Linked DNA regions of Homo sapiens: all the other regions are linked to region 4. Evidence: chromatin contacts called from ENCODE Hi-C or POLR2A ChIA-PET data. All regions are on one chromosome and are shown on one strand. The core of a region is the stretch at or near the end of the contact, and the rest is flanking DNA. Distances in the headings are between cores, read along the strand shown.

Region 1 (2,700 bases), core at 11-2,510, 1.1 Mb after region 4:
TCACAATGTATATATATTTCAAAACAACATGATGTACATGATAAATATACAGTTTATTTTTAATTAAAAATTTTAAACTCTCTAATTGGTCTTCAACATATAGTACACAAGTCTTTTCACGACTCTTTATAATGGAACATATGTTCTTGGAATGCTAAAAATTATTTTTTTTGGAGGCCCTGCAAATAACTAAAAATTTATCTTAAAAGCCACACCTAATTACTTACATATGATCCAGAAAGGATACTTTGAAAAAGCTTTTTAATTGATAAAATCATTAAGGTAAAACATATTCATAAAAGTGTTCTCTAATAATTTTATAATTTTCTAGTTCATGAAGGATTAAATATACAACTATCATTTGAATTGGATTTTTTATGAGGTTAATTGTATTTAAATGCTAATTATTTTAACTAATTTTGTGGTTGACTTCTATGTAGAGTAGGGAAAAAGAATTTCCTAAAGCCAGTTACGTATATCTCTTTTTAGTCTGGATTTTTAATTAGGAAAAGTGATATAGTTAAATAGGTCTACTCTATAGCATCTTCTAAAATGAGTAAAAATTCATTATATCAGGATAAAAAATGATAAAGATATATGGATGACACATTTGGCTGAATTTTTCTTCTTCGCTGTTCTCTTGCTCTCTATTTAAATAGTCTTAGCTCTTTTATCATTTAAATTCTGAAGTATTGAGGTGATTATTCCGGCAGCAGGTGATTCTGCTAATTACTGTTCAGTCAGTTTTAGCTATTAGAAACAGAGATATGTTTACATTGCTGGGCTGCATGTAAATTTAGAAGTTACATGGCTTTGTTTTTACTTTGACTTACGGCATTAAAATTATTTTCATCTGTGTATGTAAAGATCTGCATCTATAAGCTTTTGTGGATAATAAGGTGAAATTGATGCATTTTAATATAAATTGCCAATATAAAATATCTCTAACTCAGACCTCTACTGGAAAGTTGTCAAATCTTATGTAGGAAAGGCTTTTACCATCACTGTTACACATTAACTGGGCATAGTTTAATATTAATAGCTCCTGAGACTTGTGGTTAACTGAGGTTTCTATTTCCTGTGTTTGGGTTTTATCTTTGCAACAACTTGGTTGCTTTTCTGTGTAAAATAGTGGTGAATATACACAAGAGTATGACAAGGTTCTGGGCTCTTAACTTTGATGAACACCATGCCATTTCCATCATGCTGCACTCAAAACAGCACAGATGTGAGTCTGGGAGTGGCGTCCCTGCCGCTCTCATGAGCCTTTGTTTGGAGAACACCCTGATTAACCCCCACCCTTCACGGTTCATTGACTCACTGATAGATCAAGTTTAAACTAGTATATATTAGCACATTTGTTACCAACAGAGGAACAGTTGGCCATTCTGTTTTACATTGCTGGTTCATTGCAAACTGGCGTGCTAAAAAGGTCTGTACTCTAGAGTATGAATTGGGAAGTTACCAAAGGACTGAGAACCAAGTCAGTTGCATATTAATGTTGAATTATACCTATATTTTAATCTTGGATTGTCTACTTGGGGGATGCTTACACTGTTGTCAAGTTATGAATAAGTGATAATTACCACTTTGAAATTCATCTTTTTTTTTCAAGGAGTTTAGGGGATTTAGGTGTCTCAATATAGCTTTCATATTAAACAGTTTGTCATAATTGGATGAGAGCAGAGCAAGGTCATGACTACCTGATGCCTTGTGTTGGAGCATTTTAAAAATGTTTTCCAGAGAGTTATTTGTACCTAATGACTTTACATAAGTCCTTACATTATACTTTATTTCTAGGTCACCTAAAAATGTTAATTGTTTAGTCAAGAGGGTTAGGATGTGTGTCTGTTTTCTCATGAAAAAAATTAAGCTGTTCCCTTTTTATCAATTTTCTTGCAATCTAAAGGCTTTTTTTTCTTACCTTCCTAACCTAGTGACTAAGGTCATCTTATTGTTACAGTTCCTTTCATGGGAGATAGGTTTACTGCATCATTTGGCAGTTTCATAGGGTGAATTTTGTCTTGGCTTCATCTTTCCTTACTGGTTGTCATCCCCTGGGCCACCTGCTTTTTTGCATTTTCCTTTCTCTTGTGAGATGATGAAGCTCTGTGCCCCGATGGGGATGAGAGACAGCACTCTGAGTTCAAGTCTAGGATAAGGCAATGGGCTTGCTTTTCAAAACAAACTAGTGTCATACGGGCTGCTGCTTTCAGGTCCACTGTCTGATTTTATCACTGATGACTTGTTTCTGGAAGGCAAACTGATTTAAGTTCTGAGCAAAAGGGTCGGTGTTTATTTTCAATGCTACTATTAATTTAGAGTTTTAATTTAGAAAAGATTTTTTACCAGTTCTCAAATATGATTTTTCTATTGACTTTAAGTTTGTAGATATAAGGAGTAGACATGAGATAGAGACTGAATTGCTTTTTTGTTTTTAAAACTTGGCAGTAATAAGGGGTTGCTTGTTTTTTCATGCTAAATATTTTTTCTAAGGGATCTAGATACCTATCAGAAAACTTAACTTTGATAACTCTGGTTCTTTATTAAGTATTTTTGTCTTATTTTAGGAATTAATAGAAATAGTTGTAATTTTAGACTTCCTTTATAAAATACCAATTTAAAGAGAAGCTTTTTGCTTAAATGATTGTTTTGCAGTGTTGTGCTTTTGTTTTCTTTAATGCAGTTGAAATCGCAGCT
Region 2 (2,700 bases), core at 175-2,674, 1.6 Mb after region 4:
GTTTCTGGTATTGAGCAGAGACGAGCAAGGGTGGGCCTGGAAGTGAAATCTGAGGCATGTTACTTGAGTGAATTATCAGACTGGAGAAGAAAACTCCATGTACATTAGATATGAACTTCTTTCTTTCTTTTTTTTCCCATTATATTCTCAGAAGATGAACTAACGTAGAATTCTGGCAATGACTGGTTCTTTAAAAATAGCATATCATGTAAATAAATGAAAACTATAGTGCCCCTGAAGTTTTCAGAATCATTTCACCAAACATTGATTTTGCCACCAAATTACAAGTAAGCCAGATGCAAATAATTTATCAGTAGGAGCAATAAGAGAGATTATGTTATGACTATATTTTATTTGTCAGAAAAGTAACTAAGGTGTTGACTCTGAGATAGGGAATACACACACACACACACACACACACACACACATACATATATATATAGGTTTAGAAAACTATATGGTTCAAAATATGCCTATGATGCTCCTGATTCATATTTTAATGTATTAACTATTCCATAATTACTTAGAAAATTATGCTTCGATTCTGGTTAAAGATGGATTCTGCAAGAACATAGAAGCTTCTCATGCATACAGTATTTAAAATAGAATGAAATTAGCAATCTGTATCTTGAAATTATACATAACATTTAGCTTCATTTAAAATTAGAGTGCTAGAAGAAGCAGATTTCCATGGCATTTTCATTATGCAGAGAGGTAAACAGCAAATAAATAAGCCATACATGAATATGAAATTAACAGCATGATAATTGCTTTACTCCTAGAGTGTGTACAATATTAAATCCTCAAATAAACACTTACTTAACCTCATTCTCACGTGTGCCTATTGCTATCATCAAAAGCAGTATACCTAGAACTCAAACTAAGTCAAATTCCACGATGAGGTACAAAATCCTCAGAAATCATTGCCATGCCCTGGAAATTTCAGAGTGATTTCTTAGGAGTTCTAGTGCTGGTGGTATATTTGAAAACCAGTGAACACAAGAGAAAATTTAGAAATGAATTAAAAGAGTACATTTCACATATTATTATTATCTTGTTTATTCCATCATACTTAATTTCTTTGCTAATTCTTAAAAAGCTTCATCCAGATCATCCATATAGGCATTCCAGGGAAGTGCTTCCTTCCTGCTGAGACCACCTGCAAGCTCTCTCTCACTCTAACACAGACCCCTGCTGACTTGCTTTACAATATTTATGCAGGAAACTGTTAAACCTTATTTCTGTTGAATTGTTTCTTCTCTGCATAAGGCAGAAATGCTTTTCATAGTTTTCTTATGGCTCTTAACAACAACTAAAGCCTGTCTTGTGCTCTGGGCCCAGACTTGACCTAAATTTAACCCTAAGTAATGCTTTCTTCATCTTAGTCATAGCCTGAAAGTGACTCATTTATAAAGAGGCCACTGGTACAACTGGAGTTTTCCAGTAAGCAAGGGTTAAAAGGTCAGTAATAATGTTACTGCTACCCTTATGAGTATGCAACTGGTAGAGTTCAAAGTTATTTGGATATAACCTGACAAAAACATCTCATCATTTTCCACAGGGTACTTGAGAGTAAGATTCAGAAGGGATATATGGCTTGTGTACACATGAAACTGTCTTTCCTAGTCAGAGACATCAACCACTTCATTGGAAGCCAGCGACTAAAAAGTAAAATAAAATAAATTAAATTAAATTAAAATTAAAATTAAAATAAAACAATTATGAGATCCAAAGAAAGGAAAATCTTGTTGTCCCAAATAAGCACCTTTAAAAATAATTGTTTTACTGTTCTAGTGATGAAATTAGTATGTCTTTGTTGATCCACTTAAATTTGACTCAATGGGTAAATTTAAGCCTGAGGCTTTTATGCCATTATCAGAGGCTCTGTCAGTGAGTGCTTTAGCCTAATTACATTTGATGCAGCAAATCAACAAAACCACTGCTGGTATGACCTCTGCCAAGAGGACTAGCGAGCTAGACAAATGGAGCTTAAGATGTTATTAGTTGTTCTGTTGCAAAGTTCCTGATACATCCCGACAGGAGGCTGTTGCATGACTTGGGCATGCATCCTCCAGATGGCATTCTGCATTGGCTTGTGGCAAGGCTCACAGGGATACTGGCACATTTTCTCTGTCAAAATGAAAGTTTTCCAATTACAAGGAGATAATATGAGGAGATGCAAACTTAATCTCTTAAACAAAAGGTTGCAAGCTGTGTAATAGATATTTCAGGGGAGAGATTTCACTATAGTTCAATTGATTTAAACGTTGCAGATCACAAAATGTGCTATCTTTCCTAATAAAACCAAAGAATCAGCTGCAGTTGGTGCTATTTACTGGAACAGTGCTATAATGCTTTCATCATCTAAGAGATGCTTCTTTTAACAGTGTTCTTCCATGGAGTTGGAGTCTGTGCTCATTTTTTGTTTTTTTTCCTAATGTGTAAACAGGTACAAAGAAGCCATTTTGCTTTTAGTTAAACACCAAATGCCTTAAATGAAGTCTTCAAGTTTAATGTTAAAAGATACCAAATCATAGAATTTCATTAGGAAGACTACAAGTTAAATGGTAAGAAAGCCCTATTATCATCAAAACCTGTAAGACAACTTAGCTAAAATGCCAACAGTATTTTCTAACCCAGGGAATGCTAATAAAAATGGTATGTAGAACCCTCAATCCCTATGAGAATGAGGTGATATGC
Region 3 (2,700 bases), core at 6-2,505, 1.3 Mb before region 4:
TTAATTTGTAATTTTTTTCCTTCATGATTAGTAGTTTTCTGTCCCATTTAGGAAAAATTTTTAACCCAAAATAATGAAGATACTTTTCTACTTTACTCCCCAATATATTTTGTAGTTTTCGGTTTAGAGGTCTTGTACATGTTTAATTAGATTTATTCTTAGGTAATTTATATATTTTGATTTTTTGGCAAAATCAAAATACCTTATTTTCTCAAGTTCCAAATTTATTGCTGGTGTATAAACATATAACATATTGTAATACATAATGGAGCCCAGCAACTTGATACATTAACTTAACAATTTCAATAGTTTTGCTGTAGAGTCTTGAAATTTTTACATATAAAATCACATTACTTGCAGATAATGATGCTTTCATTATTTCATTATTCATTCCTTGGTTACCTGGCAGTGTGGCTGTGCAAACATTTTAGTCTCAGACCAGAGATTAGAGTATCTGCTTTGGAGTGGGGTAGGGACTTCCACAGCCAGAAAGTGCCTCAGCAGTATGGCTAAAATTGTGCCCTCCCTGTAGCAGGCCTAGGGCAGGAAGAGAACTCCTACGGCTGTGGTTTCTCCTGGGTAACAAGACTTGCACCAAGGCCCAGTTTGGTGACATGGAACTCATCTGTGTGTGACTTTGCTGAGTAGCCCATGCTGCTCCTTGGAAATCATGGTGCAGTAGAGGCTCCCCTCTGCTCTACCCCCAGAGAGAAATCCAGGAATTTGGACCATGTTCTTGCCTGGACCAGCAGCCTGAGCTACCCAACCCTTCCTGGACATAGATTGTGCAGTGGGGCTCTATGCTCCATGCCCAGGCAGATATCAAGGCATCCATAACACCTGTTACCCTGGTTCAGCAGCTTGAGCCACACTACCATTCCTGGACATAAATTGTGGTGTGGGGGGCCCTCTCTATTCCATTCCCAGGCAGATCCTATACATTTGGAGTACTACCTTGACTGAATCAGCATGCTGAGCTGTCCCACCCTTCCTGTGCAGAGATCCAGCCACAGGGGAATCCTTTCTACTACACAACCAGGCAGATTTCCAGGCATTCAGAGCACCTGCTTGTTTAGTCCAGCAGCCTGAGTTGCTTGGTGCTGGGGGATCATTTCTGCTCCACGCTCAGGCAGAAATCCAGTCATTCAGAGAACTGCTCATCTGGATCAGCAATCTGACCTGCCCCACCCTTCTGTGCAGAGTTTCTGATGCAAAGAGGCCCTCATTGCTCCATGCCCAGGCTGATCTCCAGACTTGTGAAGCACCTGTTTGCCTGATTCAGCAGCCTGAGCTGCCCCACTTTTCCCAAATGTAGATTATGGTGTAGTGAGGCCTTCTCCACTCCAAACCAAGGCATATTTCGAGACATTTGGAGCACAAGATCACCTGAATCAGCAGTCTGAGTTGCCCAGCCCCTCCTGTGCAGAAATATTGGTGCAGCAGGACCCACTCTGCTACATGCCCAGGCAGATCTCCAGACATCTGGAGCACCCACTCTACTAGATTAGAAATCTAGGCCATCCCTTACTCCTGTGCAGAGAACTTGGAGCTGAAGTAGGTGGCTTCCTACCTCCACACCTAGGTACACCTTTGGGTGCTTGGTGGCTACTCACTGGATTCTCCCCTTGTTGCTGGTGCCTCTGCCTGGCATGGGGGACCCATAGGTCAACCTGTCTGTTTTGGTCCCACCCTTCAGTCTCTTGCTCCTAGGGCACAACAGGGAGCTCAAACTACTGTATACTCCACAAATCATCCCAATGCCTGAGGCAACAGAGAGCTGCCAGTAAATAAGGATTATGTATATACCCAGCCACGTTGGCCACAGTCTGTTCTTACCAATAAGCACCATCCATGGGCTTACATGTCAAACTCCACAGCCTAATATAAAATCTGCTGAAAGAAATGCATAGCGCTATAGAAACAAAGCCAAGAGACCCTACCAGCATGCCTTACAACTCCTAGAAATAGAGAGGAAAGGAAAGAGAAAGAAGAAAATAATAATAACATTGTAGGGAAAGGAAGAAAAAGAAAAAATCCTACCCACATAAAAATAATTACAAAACTTAGAGGTGCCAGGATCTCCAGATGAGAAGAAACCAGTGCAAGAATTCTGGCCAAATGAAAGATCTGAATGCAGTGACACCAAGAAAGGATTGTACTAGCTCTTCAGCAATGCACCCTAACTGAAATGGAAACTCAGAAATGACAAATAATTCAAGCCATGGATTGCAAGGAAGCTGAATGAGATCCAAGACAAGGTTGATAATCAAACAAAGACACTCCTAAAGCAATCCAGGAAATGAAGGAAGAGATAAACATCTTAAAAAGAAATGAATCAGAATTTCTAGGCTTAAAAAACTCACTTAAGGAATTTCAAAATACAATTTAGGCTGGGTGCTGTGGCTCACTCCTGTAATCCCAGCACTTTGGGAGGCCAAGGCAGGTGGATCATCTGAGGTCAGGAGTTCGAGACCAACCTGGACAACATGATGAAACCCTGTCTCTACTAAAAATACTAAAAATTAGCCAGGCGTAGTGGTGCATTCCTGTAATCTCAGCTACTCAGGAGTCTGAGGCAGGAGCATCTCTTGAACCTGGGAGGTGGAGGTTGCAGTGAGCCAAGATCTTGCCCCTGTACTTCATCCTAGGCAACAGAGTAAAATGCCATCTCAAAAACAAACAAACAAAAAATTAAAAGCT
Region 4 (2,700 bases), core at 95-2,594:
TACCTCTTCCTTTTAGCTACTTCTTTACCTCCTAAAGCTGTCTAATTTTCATTTTCAGCAGAATTCACTTGTAGGAAATGTCCTTGGGAGGGACTAGAAGGAAACATAGGGTTTTTTACTTCTCATATAACCCTACCAGAAATGACAGTGAAATATATTGTTATAATAGACAATCTACACAGCAGTCGATCTTCTTCCCGGAGTTTCCTCAGAAGGTGCTTATACTGAATTTAAGTAGAGGCCATTTTTTAAAAATAGTAGAAAAACAATTGTAAGTTACCAGTGTAATTTTATTGCAAAGTTCATGTTTGGTGTAAGTAGAAACAAAACACAAAAAGAGAAGGGAATCGGTTATTTAGACATACTCTCTGCAGGGCAAAAACAATCATTACTTCATCATATCACATTTCAACCACTATATTTTAGTTCCAAAGAGATCGTAATGCTTTGAAAAATCTAACGCTCCTCGCACCTCATTTCTGTTTTTCATTTAATCCTAAATGTATATTTAAAAATTTTTCTCTTTACCTGTGAATGGTCTTCAGCTCATTTCTAATACTTCCTTTTCATTCCACAAAAATATACCTTTGAAAAATATAATGATGTAGAGATTAACAAGTATCCAAACAAGAAAACAACCATCAGAAAAAGAGAGGGCATAGTCTCAATCAACACTTTGGGATAAGATGTTTCTCGCCCAGGGGTTGTTCTCAGCGTGGGTGTGGCCGAACTGCCCGTGGCCCGAGCTACCGGGCAGGTGGAAGCGCCAGGTAAATGCAAGGCGCAAGCTTTCGCATTGCCATCACTGCAGAGTGGGAGAGGGGAGAGGGGTAAAGATGAAGACACGGGGGAACAGGGCTGTTAAGTGTTGCTGGTGTCTGAAGTCTCAGGTCGGACTTAGGGAGAAAGTGTAAGTAACTGAGAGGGAATCGCTGGGCAGAGGAAGGGTGGTGTGAATAACAGGGAGGAGGAAGGTGGGGAGCGAGAACACAATATCCAGGTCTTAAGAGCGCACAGGAAGGGAGGTTCAGGCGCTCAGCCATTCCGCCCCTCCCTGACCGGAGGGCCCAGGCCACCACCGGCTCCAGCAAAGCCCTAGCCCCGGGCCCATGCCCACCTTGCCATCGCGGGGTCGCTTCCTGTAGCTACTCCCCCATCCTCAAACCCTGGCGGCGGACCCCGCCTGGCCGAGCCCAAGCACCGCGTGCAGGAGAGAAGCACACGCACTCTCCGACGGCCCAGCCGCGGCGCACGGGATTGGTGAGGTGCAGCCACACCGGCGACTACCAGCGCGCGGCCGGTACCGGTAGGTTCCTCACGCGCCGGTCTCCACGGCGAGCCGGGGCGGGGCCTGGCGCGGAGCATTGTGGGAAAGGCGTGGAGGACGCTGCCTGGGGAGACCCGCTGCGGGCCCAGCGGGCGCTGCGGCGGTGGGGTGGAGAGGGCGGTGTAGGTTTAGGTTGACGTGGCGGTGTGCGCGGGATCCGGCTCCGGCTCCGGCTCCAACCCGGAGCTGAGGGAACTGCCCTGGCCAAGCAGCCCGCGCCCCCTCACCAATGCGGCCGGCGCCTGCCGCGGGCGGGGAGGGTGGATGGCGAAGCCCGCCTCTTCCTGCTTCCGTTGCCAGGGTGACGGGGAAACCCAGAGGGTGGGTTTTGGGGTTGAGTTCCCTGAGAGTCTTTTAAAGGGAAGACGGAGCTTTGGAGGATTTGTCTGGGTGATGGGTGGGTGAGACCGAAAGGCGAAATTTGGCGGAGAAAGGAGAAGTTGCCTGAAGCGACACTGATTGCAGTATCAGGCTAGCGGACTGAAGAGGCAGTAGGAAACTTGAAGGAAATTAAAACATTTACAATTTTGTGTAAGCGTGTGTATCAACAAGCATTTGAGACTTCTACAATATTTTCTGGATTCTGAGTCATACAAGCTAGAAACTGGGGAGTTATCGTTGTTCTCTCTTACCTTGATCTCCTACTGCTATGGTACAGGAACTGCATTTTGTCCCACAGCAATATAACAATTGAAGTGGTTATATTTACTACATTTTCTATATTTAAAAGAGAAAACCGAGCCTAGAGGATACCTGCTTATAACATCAACCCTAACATGAAATAAGTTGTGATTGGTAACAGTTTCGGGGAGTAAATCAAGTGTCAGCTTCTAAAAACTTGGAAAACTACACAGGATCTATGGCTAAGCTAATACTTGGTAGGAAAGAAGAGGAAGTAGAATGAACAAAGGCAAACATTAGAAGCAGCCTGATGTAATAGTAGTTAATATGTCTCAGGAACTGGTCTAAGCACACATGTAGTAACTCATTTAGTCCTCCAAATAATCTTACAAGATAGTGGCTCCTATATCTATTTCCCATTTGAGGAAACTGAGGCAAATATTTGAGAGCTAGGATTCACATCTAAGCAACCTGGCTTCAGAGACTATGATGTTAAGCATTATGACACAGTGTGTAACCATTTTGTTACACACTGTAACAAAATCTTAAAGTAAATTGAAAAACAAACAGAAAACTGGAAGATGAAGCAGGGACCAGATCACAGACAGGTTTTTATACCAAGATGAAGACATAGATTTCTATCTCTTAGGTGATGAGGAAGCTTTTAAAAAAGAGACTGAGATTGTATTTTAGATCATCCTGGCAGCTATTGGAGAGAGGATGCAAAGCATACAAAACTGGAGAAAGAACAG
Region 5 (2,700 bases), core at 7-2,506, 1.4 Mb after region 4:
GAAAGAAAGAAAGAAAGAAAGAAAGAGAGAGAGAGAGAGAGAGAGAGAGAAAGAAAGAAAGAAAGAAAGAAAGAAAGAAAGAAAGAAAGAAAGAAAGAAAGAAAGAAAGAAAACCCTGAAAGTTGTTTGTGTTCATTGAAATTTAAGATACGCCAAAGTGCCTCATTGAAAGAGAGAAAACTGTAGAAGACTGAGCAAAAAGCTGGTCTTCCTACTATATAATGTTGAGACTTTTTTTTTTTTTAATGTAAAGTGATTGTAATCACTTGCTCGAATAAAGAAATCTCATCACTCTGGCAACACACTTAACAAACTAAAGAAAAACAAATAATGGAAATCACAGCGTGAGAAAGCTGTACTTGAAATATGCACTTGAGTGTTAGCATCTCTGAACTTTCAGCAGAGTCCTGATTTCGAAGATGGTGACCCAGAGCATGGAGCAGGTGTGAGCCTGGTGACTTTTGCCATGTTCTTTTTTTAGAGTCTGCTGCTGGTATCACTTTTGTCTTTGCCTCTTTAGTCGATTTCCTCATTTGATTGGGTGATTTCTAGAACCTTCTCCAGCTCTCACATTGTTTAACCCTGTACGACAACCTCTTTGGGGTAGCTATAGTGTGACAGGAAACACTAGTAGAGGGGAATTCACCTCTGCTGACCATTGACCCACATTTCCATCCCCGCAAACCACACTTACCCAATACAATTCTCTTTTGCGGATAAACGAGCTAATGATCAGAGAAGTTGAGTAGCTTTCCTTACTCGGCTGAGGGACTGGGAAAGCTGAAAGTCCAGTCAGTCATTTATGGCCCCATAGAACATTTGCTCTCTCTATACCAGCATTAACATTTTATTTGACTTTGCCCAAAATTGTCTATGAAGATCTGATTTAAACAATCTTTAGATTACCAGAAATTCTTATAAAATTCTGATTTCCTCCTTTTGTTGCTGTTGAGCCCTCCATCTGATGTTCTGCTTTCCTGAGACGTGTTTACTTAAACCATTGAGAGTGTATGTTTCCTCAAAGACATATTTCTCCAGAGAAAGGCTGAAAATACTATTTTAAGAAAGCTATCATTTTCTTGAGGCAGGTGGATAAATATATTTATGTCTGCTTTTGTTTTTTACTCCCTATTATCTAAAAACAATACTCCGAGGTTTATGTAAATTAGAGTGAACTTTTGCAGAGGGAAAAGCCTTTGCAAGAAATACCGATTACAAGCTGCAGTTCTCCTCCCTGATCACGCCCCACCCTTAGCAGCTGCTTCTGCTTCTTCTAAGCATCTACATCCAGCACTGGGGCATTTAATCTTCTGGTTTGGAGCTGAACATCAGGGTGCAACCAGCCCTCCTACTATACATATGTAATAGAATTAATACGGATTGGAAATAAAAAGACTAGTCATCCCTCAGGCACTGTACTAGACATTGATGTGAACTAAACAGACTTGGACCTCTCCTGGAGGAGCTTAGAGTATAGGGCAGGATCATCCAGTAGCGTCCCCACACACCTTGTATGACTATTTAAACATAAATTAATTCAAATTAAATAGAATTTAAAACTAAGTTTCTCAGTCACACATTGGCCTAATTCAAAGGCTCAATAGTCACATATGGACAGTGGCTTCCCTAATGGACAGCCCGGATTTTAGAACATTTCCATCAATACAGAAAGTTGTAATGAACAATGCTGGTAAAATCTATCACTAGAAGCATGGAATAAAATCAAGGTTCACCTGCCAGGACAGTAACACCAAGTCAGTGCAGGAGAGAAATCCCCAAAAATGGGTTTTCAGGTTTGGCAGAGAACTTGGAAATAGATGTAAATGTACAGATATGCACATACATACCCAAGTTCAATATGTACCTGGATCTATTTCTAGAATTTCCATTCAGTTCCACTCATCAGTCTTTTTATCATGAGCTGGTGACACACTGTTTAAAAGATTTATAGTATAAAAAGATTTAAGTATAAAAGATTTATACTAGGTTTTAACATTTGTTATAACTAGTTCCCACTTACAGCTTTTCTTTTTAGTGTTTTTTTTTTTTTTTTTTTTTTTTTGAAACAGGGCCTCACTCTGTCACCCAGCCTGCTGGAGTGCTCACTGCCTGGCTCACTGCAACCTTGACCTCCCAGGCTCAAGTGATTCTCCTGCCTCAGCCTCCTGAGTAACTGGGACCACACTTGGTTATTATTATTTTTTTTAATGTTTTGTAGAGACAGGGCCTCACTAATGTTGCCTAGGCTGGTCATAAACTCCTGGGCTCAAGCAGTCCTCTCACCAAGGCCTCGCAAAGTGCTGGGATTATAGGCATAAGCCACCATGCCAGGCCCTATTCTTGTGTATGTATTTTTCTGCATAAACTTTAAAATAAACTTGTCTAGCTTCATAAAAACGCATGTTGATATTTTTATTGTACTTTTCATTTTTTCACATATTTTTGTTTGAAATATTTTTCCATATTTTAACCTGATTTTTTTTTCAGAGTATCTTTGGTTATAACATAGATTGCTATTTTTCTTTATAAAATGCAATTTTGGTAATAAATAATAAATTAATACATCCATGTTATGAATTAGTTTTCTTTTTTCATTTTATAAAATTTTAATTGAACTAAAACAAATATAACATTTTATACCTTTTTAAGTGTACAGTTTAGTAGTACACTATACTAAATCTATAGCAGAATTATGAGAGT

The links. Hi-C counts contacts between places; a loop is a spot of excess contacts on that map. ChIA-PET counts read pairs that join two places held with the same protein, here RNA polymerase II (POLR2A). Pooled maps may share reads with other maps.
Region 1: a pooled map shows a loop between it and region 4 (5-fold over the local background). The contact joins the enhancer-like site here to the promoter of DNAJC10 in region 4. A Hi-C loop is called at or near these places in 4 of 37 single-sample maps with no recorded cell type and 2 of 50 pooled maps.
Region 2: a loop to region 4 is called in a pooled map, with 2.9 times the contacts of the local background. The contact joins the enhancer-like site here to the promoter of DNAJC10 in region 4. A Hi-C loop is called at or near these places in 2 of 50 pooled maps.
Region 3: a loop to region 4 is called in a map with no recorded cell type, with 4 times the contacts of the local background. The contact joins the enhancer-like site here to the promoter of DNAJC10 in region 4. A Hi-C loop is called at or near these places in 1 of 168 maps with a recorded cell type or tissue (psoas muscle), 4 of 37 single-sample maps with no recorded cell type and 3 of 50 pooled maps.
Region 5: a loop to region 4 is called in a map of B cell, with 21 times the contacts of the local background. The contact joins the enhancer-like site here to the promoter of DNAJC10 in region 4. A Hi-C loop is called at or near these places in 2 of 168 maps with a recorded cell type or tissue (B cell and OCI-LY7), 2 of 37 single-sample maps with no recorded cell type and 7 of 50 pooled maps. POLR2A ChIA-PET finds 5 or more read pairs at or near these places in 1 of 52 experiments (B cell).

Annotation. Positions count from the first base shown.
Region 1 is chr2:181,585,356-181,588,055 of GRCh38, reverse strand. All of the region lies in intron 2 of CERKL (CERK like autophagy regulator), which reads left to right. Among named protein-coding and RNA genes, the nearest start is that of CERKL, 70 kb to the left of the region's middle. Within about 2 kb of position 1,260, at least 2 of the 41 ENCODE cell types and tissues checked have a DNase peak (open chromatin) inside an H3K27ac peak, as active enhancers do.
Region 2 is chr2:181,105,720-181,108,419 of GRCh38, reverse strand. No RefSeq gene overlaps it. Among named protein-coding and RNA genes, the nearest start is that of LINC01934, 17 kb to the left of the region's middle. RefSeq lists an enhancer at 944-1,445. Within about 2 kb of position 1,424, at least 5 of the 41 ENCODE cell types and tissues checked have a DNase peak (open chromatin) inside an H3K27ac peak, as active enhancers do.
Region 3 is chr2:183,991,711-183,994,410 of GRCh38, reverse strand. No RefSeq gene overlaps it. Among named protein-coding and RNA genes, the nearest start is that of MIR548AE1, 390 kb to the left of the region's middle. Within about 2 kb of position 1,255, at least 2 of the 41 ENCODE cell types and tissues checked have a DNase peak (open chromatin) inside an H3K27ac peak, as active enhancers do.
Region 4 is chr2:182,714,901-182,717,600 of GRCh38, reverse strand. DNAJC10 (DnaJ heat shock protein family (Hsp40) member C10) reads right to left here and starts at 1,344. Exons shown (of 24, transcript NM_018981.4): 1 at 1,118-1,344; 2 at 529-585. It also overlaps a transcript of PDE1A not described here. RefSeq lists a silencer at 952-1,111 and enhancers at 673-1,277, 1,622-1,691, 1,712-1,861.
Region 5 is chr2:181,310,592-181,313,291 of GRCh38, reverse strand. All of the region lies in intron 3 of LINC01934 (long intergenic non-protein coding RNA 1934), which reads right to left. Among named protein-coding and RNA genes, the nearest start is that of MIR4437, 6.3 kb to the right of the region's middle. RefSeq lists an enhancer at 375-424. Within about 2 kb of position 1,256, at least 7 of the 41 ENCODE cell types and tissues checked have a DNase peak (open chromatin) inside an H3K27ac peak, as active enhancers do; they include B cell and OCI-LY7, where a contact is called at or near this core.